2 separate regions of the Homo sapiens genome follow, and region 1 is linked to region 2. Evidence: chromatin contacts called from ENCODE Hi-C or POLR2A ChIA-PET data. All regions are on one chromosome and are shown on one strand. The core of a region is the stretch at or near the end of the contact, and the rest is flanking DNA. Distances in the headings are between cores, read along the strand shown.

The links. A loop is a pair of places that touch in the nucleus more often than their neighbours do. ChIA-PET counts read pairs that join two places held with the same protein, here RNA polymerase II (POLR2A). Pooled maps may share reads with other maps.
Region 1: a loop to region 2 is called in a map of transverse colon, with 18 times the contacts of the local background. The contact joins two enhancer-like sites. A Hi-C loop is called at or near these places in 10 of 168 maps with a recorded cell type or tissue (Right ventricle myocardium inferior, aorta, ascending aorta and 5 more) and 2 of 50 pooled maps. POLR2A ChIA-PET finds 5 or more read pairs at or near these places in 2 of 52 experiments (AG04450 and WTC11).

The regions. Positions count from the first base shown.
Region 1 is chr9:95,089,619-95,094,528 of GRCh38, reverse strand. It overlaps a transcript of AOPEP not described here. Among named protein-coding and RNA genes, the nearest start is that of MIR3074, 6.0 kb to the right of the region's middle. RefSeq lists enhancers at 2,327-3,076, 3,077-3,826, 3,827-4,576. Within about 2 kb of position 2,033, at least 16 of the 41 ENCODE cell types and tissues checked have a DNase peak (open chromatin) inside an H3K27ac peak, as active enhancers do; they include ascending aorta, where a contact is called at or near this core.
Region 2 is chr9:95,052,419-95,057,599 of GRCh38, reverse strand. All of the region lies in intron 13 of AOPEP (aminopeptidase O (putative)), which reads right to left. Among named protein-coding and RNA genes, the nearest start is that of MIR6081, 10 kb to the left of the region's middle. Within about 2 kb of position 1,327, at least 11 of the 41 ENCODE cell types and tissues checked have a DNase peak (open chromatin) inside an H3K27ac peak, as active enhancers do; they include ascending aorta, where a contact is called at or near this core.

The DNA.
Region 1 (4,910 bases), core at 784-3,283, 36 kb before region 2:
AGGAAGCTGCATGGTGCTTCCCAGGGACCTGGGGGAGGGGAAGTGGGGCACGAGTGTTGAATGGGTCCCGTTTCACTGGGGAAGATGAAAAAGTTCTGCAGGCGGATCGTGGTGAGCTGCACAACAATGAAGACACCGAGGCTGCTGAGCTGGGTCCTGACACATGGTTATACTGGTCAATCTTATGTGTATTCTGCTGTAATAAAAGCACTAAGATCGAAAAAGATTATATATCCTTTCTCCAAGGAGCAGACACCCAGTTCTCCTGACCCCACTCCCTCCACTGCAGACTGCAGGGATCCACACTAGTGCGCACATCTAGGGCTTTCCCCGTGGATATGCCGGCGCCTGTGCGTGTGCAGGATGCGACAGCCAACAACCACTGGGGCAACTCAGAGGTTCACATAAAGATATAAATGAAAGGAAACAGAGAGGGAGGAAAGGGAGAGAAAGGAGAAGAGCAAGAAAGGGGTGGGGGAGAGAGAGGAACGAGAGAAAAAAAGGAAAAGCCTGCGTGCAAGCAAGTGCACACTCTTACCCTTGAGCCCGGGCCTGCTGTCCACTTCACACACACTGACCCAACAAAGTCAGCTGAAGCTTACAGAGGAGGAAATGCAAACACAGAGAGGCCGAATAATGTGCCCAAGGCTACACTGAGGCCATCTAGCAGGGCTGGGACTTGAACGAAGCCCCCAGAAGGTGGGGTGTCACTGCCTCTCGAGTTACAGCGCGTCCATGCAATGCAGCCATCGACACAGAGAAGCGAGCGTTATGTACGTGCCAATCTAGACCCGTGTGAACACTGTGCCACCCTCCGTGTATAAAGCAGGGCCTGCACACGTGCTTGCCGGCGCCAGGGTGGAGACGGTAATCAACTTCATTATAGTGATTTGGGGAAGAGACTAGCTGAAAAGGCAGAGAAAACTTACTTTTTGTTTACATATTACCTATATTTGTTTGCATGTGTGATCTATGAGAAAAATAAGTTGTTATCAAGTATGCAAAGGAAGACTCTTTGTTTGCTCTAAGAGAGGGCTGCCGTTAAACGCTGCCCTGAAGGGAAGGAGGCCAGGCACCATCTGTAACTTTAAAAGGAGACAGCGCCATCTCTGATCCTTGCACCGTAGTCACCGTGGTGGTGCTTTTGTTTCTTATTCACAGGACTTATGTTCTACCATTGGACAGAATTTTCTAGAAAAAGTCTACTTACTATGACTGGACGCATGTGCCCTGACATTTGTTGGGCCATGACCCAGCTTTCCAAAGACCCATCCTCCATCTGCCAGGGCCCTGTGCTCATCATGGCTTTCCTCCTGTACGCAAGTCCTCTGCCTCAGCTGTGCTAAAACCAAGTTTCTGCAGTCACTTCCTCCACGCTTTTAACTTAGTAAAGCAGATACAATCATCAAACTATAGCTCCTTCCCCATAAATTATCTGTGTTTTCTTTACAACCCAACATAAATGCACACTTGTTCCATTCCATCAGCAATCACTGAAACGGACTCCGGCCTCATCTCTGAGTTATGCCGTAATTCATGTTCTTCCTGAGCCTCCCTCCCTAAACATAACTGCAGCTGAAGTCCCTGGGGACTTAAATCATAGGGTCAGAATGCAGAAACCTCAGGGATCACGGGTGAAGAGTGTGGTGTCTTAGCCACAGAGGGCTTCCTTGACTCCTGCCTTTCAGAGCTCGCCATGAGCGTCCGATCCAGTCGTCAGGAAACGCACTTCTGTTCTGTCAGACCTCGTTGTGGCAAGGGAGGACTATGAGAGCAGAAAGGAACTTTCTGGAACTCAGGACTCTTGGCAGTGAGTCAGGGTCTGACCATGGGCAGCTTCAGCACCCCACCCACACCCCGCTGGCAAAAGCACCTCCTCGGCTGCGCTTTAAAGTGGCGGACAGATTCCACAAAGGCCCAGGCTGAAAGAAATTACAGGCAGAAGGAGCACAAAGAAAGCTTAAGAAAATGGAAACCACAGGGTGCACACCCAGTCGCCTCTGTGCCCCAGACAAAGCCACAGATGAGCTGTCTGGGCAGGCGGCCCCAGGCAGGATCAGAGCTGGGCACTCCTCTCCCAGGTGGGGAGCCTGTGGGAGACTCAGAATGGACAGTCCCCCTGGGAGCAGCCCCAGGCCCGCCCCCAGGCCCCACTCAGCGACTGCCAGGGTCAGGTAGGGGTGGCAGAGCAGCCAGATGCTGGGTGGGCCCAGGCGGGGGTGGGAGGCTCTGGTCTTTACAGCAGCTCCCCCTGGGCCCACCCCCTTTAAGTCCTGGGGCTGAGAAGCCAAACCCTGACCTTGTTTTATCTCAACAAACACCGCAGGGACCGGTCTGGTTCCTTGTAAGCTGTTGGGACTAGACAGAACTGTGTGGTCAGAGGTCTTTCTCTGCATTTCTGCATTTAGCCCTGCACTGCCTCTCCCTACTAGTGTGTGTGTGTGTGCACACACACACACACACACACACACAGCCTTCAACAGGCTTTTGGTGCCATCAGCAACTCTCTCAGGCCACAGCCTGGTGACCGAAGCTCTCAGCCTTTCTTCTCTTCTGGATCTATGTGAGAACCACGGGGCATCAACCCCCTTTTCCCACCCCCAGCCCCAAGAGTGGCTTCTCAGGCTGGGCCTCCCATGGGGGCTGCTGGGGTGGGGTGCGCACATGCACACGTGCCAAGTTGGTCTTGGGACATCTGTGGCTTTACGGTGGTTTCCTTCCACCCCAGGCTCGGCTGCCGGCCTTTCTCACACCGTCTAGTTATCCGACTGGAACAGGAATGCCTATCGGGTGATCAGTCTCCCAGACAGCAGGGAGGGTGGGAAGAGATCTATAAAACCCTGCCACTGAATAGTCACAACTGGCCTCTCCTCACTTCCACCTTGTAAATCTCCAGAGCCCAAGCAGCAAGGCCAAGGTCACTGTCCCGCGGGTGCTGGGAACGACCCTGGGAGGTCCAGGCAGCCCTTTCAACCTCCAGCTCCCCCAAACCTCTTGGGTGGCCACCGTCTCCGTGCCCCTATACAGTGACTGTCATGGCTGGGCCCTGCACAGAGTGAGCCTGCAGTGGCTCAGCCCAAGGGCACCAACTAACCAAAGAGCCACCACACTTTAATGTGAACCCCTGACAAAGTGCCAGGCAGCACCCCGCTTATTCTGGGGAATGGGGTGTGGTGGGCCCTGCGCACCCAGAGTTCTGCTTGGAAGGAGCCTCCCAGGACAGACTGTGGCCCCTTGCCGGGTGGGACTGCCTTGCCAAGGAGCCCTCCTTCCCTGCCAGCACCTCCCCTCACCCCCACCCATGACCCACACAAGTCCTCCACTGGCCCCATCTATAGAACAAGGACGTGCTTGGTCTAGAACTTGAAACTCTAAACAAACTGTCCCTTGAAAGCGGCCCTTGGCCTTGCTTTCAGCTGCTCTGTGGGTCACAGCTGCCTTTGGTGAGGTCACTGCGGCACAGGTCCCTCCCCTCGGCCTCCCCCAGGCCCGGCCACCGGCTGTTGCAGGCTGAATCGAGGTGGAGGGAAGCCGCAGCCTCCCTGGACCCCTTTGTCATTGAGGGCAGGTTTTCCGTCAGGGCTGTCTTGGGTGTGGCTGGCCTCCCTCCATGCTGCAGGCAAGGTCACCTTGCCTAGCATGGAGGCTATTATTTCAGTATTTTGGTTTGAAATTCCAATAAACATAAATGCTTTAAAATCCTTTAATCCTCAAAGGAAGCTGAGCTGGGACCTGACCGTCTTCCCTGGTGTTTCTTTCCTGTATCCTCCCTCACCCCACTTTTTGCCTTTGTCCAGCCAGAATTCCCTGCCCTTATACCCCTGGCTGTGGTCCAGAGCCCTGGGCTGGGGAGGTCCTCCTGTCCCTTCAACCCCAGCAGGGAGGCAGGGGCTGCCTTTCTAGGCCGGCCCCAGGGTGCTGGCGAGGCCTGCAGGCGACCAAGTGCAGGGTGTGGTCACTGCTGCTTCCTCCCTTCGAAGGGGGGGCCCTCTGGGCTGGGGTCACCCTCAGATGCCCTGGCTACCTCCCCTCCCGCAGCAGGCCCTGGGCCCGGGCCCAGCCACAGGTTGGCGCAGCCTGTGTTCAGACAGCCGGAGGCGGCAGCAGGGGACATGGTTTAAAACGTGCTGGCCTCTGGAGAAGTGCCCTGCACTGGGCTGCCCGGCTCCTGCGGGCTGAAACACTGGCATCTCTGCGGCCTCAGGGGGAAGGACTGGACCCGGCATCCGTTTGTTCTCCTGGAGGACAGTGGCAATTAACCCATTAACTTGCTGCCTCTCCCTGATCTTTTATTAAACCTGGCAAACCCAGTTAACTGTTCGTACCTACCACTCAGGGGACAGATGGCCCTGTGACGTTGCTAGTGGCTGCAGGCCACAGGGGCCAGGGTGGCGTGTTGCGGCCTCTGCCCTCCAGCCCCTCAGTGGCCCTTCAGTGCCGTTTAGCCCCACGCAGCCTCAGGGCATAGCCATGGGGCTCCCCCATCCCATGGCATCTGCAAGTCATTTTAGAGCCTAAGAAAGCCCCTTGTGAGCAGGTGTTTCTTGGCTTCTACCTAGACAGGAAGCTGATGTGTCTTGTGGGGACCCTCCAGTCCTGGGTCCGTCTGTTCAGTGGAGGCGCTGGCTTGTTGGTAAAGAAGGTTGTTCCTGTCAGTTTCTTACAGCCTGTTGCAGGGTGGGGGGAGCTAATATCTTCACATCTGATTAACTGAGAACCTGTGACAGGTCCCACCCATGGGTCGGCCGCGGGGAGCTGCTGAGCTGAGGCTGGGAAACAGCACTTAACTGGCGGATTCAAGTTCAGGTTTCCATGCTTTCCAAAGCAGCCCGTGCCCCCACCCAGCCTGCCCTTCCATCAGACTGGATTAGGAGTGAAGGCCCAGGGGGGCCTCTCAAGTCTTGGCTGCT
Region 2 (5,181 bases), core at 78-2,577:
AGAGCATATTGAAGCAAAAATGTGGTTAAACAGCTTCCATACATTTGTCTTTGTAAAATAAACATTTGCTCCCCGTAAAGCCACCCTACAAATGAAAAAGCAGTGGTCATGTAATAAACCAAAATGTTTGTAAAGCAAATGAAAGAGACCACGTATCAGCAGATGTGCTCAAGGCAGCACCGGGTGGTACGAGGAGCCCGGGGCGGGCACAGGGGGAGTGGGACATGCTATGTGGACCACTCCACTTCCACCCACGTGGAAATCAAAGCAAACTTCACATGACTTCTAGGCCAGCTGCGTTTATTTATTTATTTTAAGATCAGCTGAATTTAAGACTGAAAGGCCAGCTGTGTTTAATACAGCAGCACTGGCGGGAGAGAGATAAGGCTTTGGTCGTACCACAGAGTGATCGTGAAAAATAAAGGACCTTACCTCCAAGCATCACCACCTAAGAAAGCAGCTCCTTCAGACAGTATAAAAAGAACTTGCCTTTATTTCTGGGGGCCCAACAGTGCTCACACCCACAGTTCAACAGTGACAGGAATGCAAAAGTCCTTTCCTTTGCATAAACAAGAAATTCATGATGGGGTTATTTTTTCCATACAGAGACCAGCTCATTATTTTTAAAATGCATCTGCCTCGGAAATTTACACAAAATAGGACTACAAGGTGCCAAAGTGATGTGGGTACTTGCAAGAGAACTTCACAGAACTATGAAACTTACTGAAATGAGTACAAGAAATAAAATGCTAAACGAGGTCAGTCAAGTACAAATGCTGCTTGTTAAGGATTTTAGAAGTCTGTGTTCTACTCTAAACATGGAAGATCTCATAGTTGCTAAATACTAAGAACTGTACAAAGAAAAAAGTCCACTGCATGTTTTTCCCAACTTCAGAGTCGACGCAAGCTGTACGACTTTGAATGGTTTGGGAGAGTTTTTATGCATGCTCCTGGAAAGAAAATATGAATTTTCCAAACCCACCCTCCTAAACTAGAGGCAGCTCAACTAAGAAAAACCCCTGACTCTTGCAGAAGCCTCTTACTGCTGTCACGGGGGCATCACTCACTCTGTGCTCCCAGAAGACCACCCACGCAACTGAGGTTCCGCCACCATTTCTTCCATTAGCATGATGCAGAACAGGCCAGCTCACCTCCTACATCAGAAAATGCCACGGACATGTCCCATGACTGACCTTGCAGAGGCAGGGCCTGTGACAAGAGACCAGCAAATGGCAACATCCAAGCCCCATTGCCTGCACCCCTCCGAAAGCAAAGGAGGGCACCTCCCGGCGTGGCCCAGCTGGTGCGCTGCAGCCTCACACGAAGAAAGTCACTGTGCGGCTCCCCAGACAGAGAATAAGCCTGGGACTAATGCAGCCACGGATTGACAGTGGCATGAGTTCTATTATTACCCCATTATCACTCTGGGATCTGTGCCTAAATGAAGCATGCTTCCTCCCTGATGCCATTTCCTTTTATCCTGGCTGGAGACTAAAAGCGGATCAATGGGGGCAATACATATGATGTCACTTCAATTTACAGCCACGGCCTCCCCCTCTCCAGTCTGTCTGAAACACACAGAAAGATCAATTCTTCCCAAAAATGGTTAAAAAATGCTTAGGGAGCATTCTTCTTCCAGAAAAGCATTCTCTGCTATATTTGTCTATGTTACTACGCAGGGAACTGTTTACATGGAACAAAAACAGAAGAAACGGTGGGGGTGGGGGAAATCTCAAATTCTGTATGCTGGAGACTTGCTGGCTGAAATTCAACACAAGCAGGGTCCTTTGAAAGTCACATGCAGGCGGCCTTCGGGCAGGGGCACAATAGAAACCAGTTTTCTTTTGCCCCTTGGATTAAAAAGGTGATCCCACTGACATAAAATATCTTTCATTTTTATCAAGTTCCCCCAAAGGCTGACAAATCCCCTTTCACTCTTCCCAGAAAACACACCCACCACCTTAGCAGACCCTCAGGTTGCCCCTTCAGTCCACAGGAATGGGAGGAAACAGCTTCTAATCACACAGTGCCCTCATTAAAGGAGACAGAAAGCTTGGCTACAGGACACGAGACAGAACTTATAAACTAAGTCATCTTCCAGACTCGGCTCTGAACCAAATAAAACACAGTGAAAATCTATACGCTGCATAAATTTTCACATGGTGCTTTTTGCCAATAAGGCAAAATTAAGATATAATCAATGAAGTTCCTCAAAACAAAACCAAGAGTTCTCCCTCCTCATAATCCAAAAAGAAACAGAAAACGTTCAGAGCCACAGAACCCAGGTGCAGTCACCCCTTACTGCCCACACACTAGCCAGGCCACAGTCTTCAATAAATGGTCTTCTTCCATCTGTTACTTTTTAAATGATAAACATTTCTAAGAAACAAAAGTAGACAACTTAATAATACATACACATATCAGGTGTCTGCCCAAGAGCCTGCCTACTAGGATATCATGACAGAAATGAAATATATTTATTCTAAATTAGTAATTTGTATAATGGAAAAATACAATTGGTTTGAATTGCTGCTGAAAACACAATTCAGAAAAGAAAAACCTTTATATGTTGAAGCAAAAACTTAACATATTTTAAAGAATTGCCGAAACTTACAAGTAGAAGTCTCTACTGTTCACATTATTTGTGGGGCATAAAATTGGATTTGCCAGCAAAGGAAGCCACCAAATAATTAAGAGGAAAAAAATTTTCTTCAAAATAAAGAAAATCAATCAATTGGTGCATATTTGTCTAGCAGAATCAGTTATTTCTGATTATCAAACATCTTTAGGGAGTATGTCTATAAACAAATTTTGGAAAGAAAATTCAAGTAGCAGCAAATATTCATATAGCTCATTTTATACAAAGAAAAGCATATTTATTAGATTTTTGGGAAATTCTAATAGTTACAGTTCAAAAAGATTACTACAAACTTTGAGCCATGGTTTGCTTGTGGAGTTTCTAAAAGTGGCACCACAGAACCTAAAACAGACACATACCATCATTCGCAAATACTATCTGAAATAATTTACTGGCATAAATAATTCTCATGTTTCCAGATTGTAAGTGTCAAATGTTCCCGTGCTATTATTCCCCTAACTCTTGTTAAAAGCATACACTATATGCAATCTAACACAAAGCATATTATTTAAATGATGAAACATGCAATCCTCTGGTCAACTGGATCTCTTACAACCACGTGTACATTAATATTTTATGTTATTATATATGTTGGAAGCATCATAAACACTCAAATTGAAAATTTCCAAGTATTTCACAAGAGATGTGTGGGATCCTTGTGTCCACCTCCCCAACCCCAGATCCTGCCAGACCAATTACAAGGGGCCAAAGGGAAAACATTCCTGATCTATGCTTCTCAAGAAAATAATCACTCATGAAAAAGAAACTAAATTCCTAAGTGATTCTGTCTATTCACCCTGCCATGACAACAATGGCATGTTCAATATATGCCTGAATATTTCTAAAGAAATTGGAATACTTTAAAGTATCAGAATATTCCTAACTTTTCTTGTATTCACATTTTCATAAAAATTTCCTTCTTTTTGTTTCCTTAGAATTAATGCTTTTGCCACAAGTGGTAGCTCACACCTGTAATCCCAGCACTCTGGGAGGTCTAGACAGGAGAATGGCTTGAGCTCAGGAGTTTCAGACCAGCCTGAGCAACACAGTGAGACCTCGCTCCCTACCCACCCCCAAAATTAGGTGTGGTGATATGCATCTGTAGTCCCAGCTATTTGGGAGGCTGAAGTGGGAGGATCATCTGAGCCCTGGAGTTGGAGGCTGCGGTGAGCTATGATTAATCCAGTAGACTTCAGCCTGGGCAACAGAGCAAGACTCTGTATCCAACAACAACAACAACAACAACAACAACAAAAATGAATTAATGCTCTTACCTAAATTAATAACAGTGTACGTAATATACTTGTTGTATTTATCTTGAAGGAGAGTATACATTTTATAATTCTGAGTTCCTAATTTACAAACAGTGACATTTGCTAGCTCCAATTCTAGTTATACATTAACTTATAACCCCCTAAGGCCCAGCATATGAGTATACCTTTACTGTAAAAAAACGGTTGGTTGAGTATATGAATCAAAACATCCTATATGGTATGTAGCCATGCAATGGAATACTATGTAGCTATTAAAAAGAATGAGATGGAATTATTTTTGTAATATAGGAAGATGGCAAGAAATGTTTTTAGAAAAAAGGTTCAGAATAAAATGTAAACTATGGTTCAATTTGTGTAAATTACATTCTAAAGATACATAATAAGAAAATAAGGAATGCTTTGTGTCAACTGTTTCTCCGAGTAACCTACCTGAACTCTCTGGCTTCCCCTCTGTCCATTTTTCTGCTTCCAGCTGAAGCTGAAATATTTTTCTTAAATCATGCTACAAGTATTTCCTAATAATTCACTTAAAAGAGAGATCTACTTTATGAAGAAATTCATTACCACAACCAAACCTAAGAACACTGAAAATAATTAAAGCATGTGCTCTAACAAAGTACTGAACCAGGCAACTGGAAACCAGGGGTTTCTCTAAAGCTGGCCCGGTAGGTATGGGAAGACCTCCTAGCACTAAGTGTGCACCGAGAAACCTATCATTGTCTCTCTAGTCTTAGTCATAACATTTTAACATTGGTTCTGTGCAAGCAGCAATCAAGAACTGGAAGAATTTAAAATTTTCCAAATATTCTGTAAACAGATATATAGGAAGCACAGTGTCAAACAGTCACATGCTCAGGTTTTTAGGCTGTTACTTACAATACTAACAAATTATAAAATATATTCAGATTTTTTTTCCAAGGGAAAAAACCAGTAATTTCATCCAAACCCAGAATTTCTTCCTTTCTATAACTTCCTATATTACTCCAATATGTCAAAAATCACAATCAGATGGTCTGTGTAGGATTATTCATTACAAATTTAGTAATTTTAGTTAATAATTTATCAACACGATTCTTCTTTGGTTAAATGTTTTTTATACAGCCCTATATTCCTGGTGAATAGTAATCTATACTATGCACAAAATTACTGTGTTCATATGGACAAATAGGCAATCATCACTAACATTCAGTGTGATAATATGGTTTTTCCTCTAAATTAGAAGGGATTAGCAAATGGGGAAAAAACTCAGCTCTTACAGAAAATACCTAT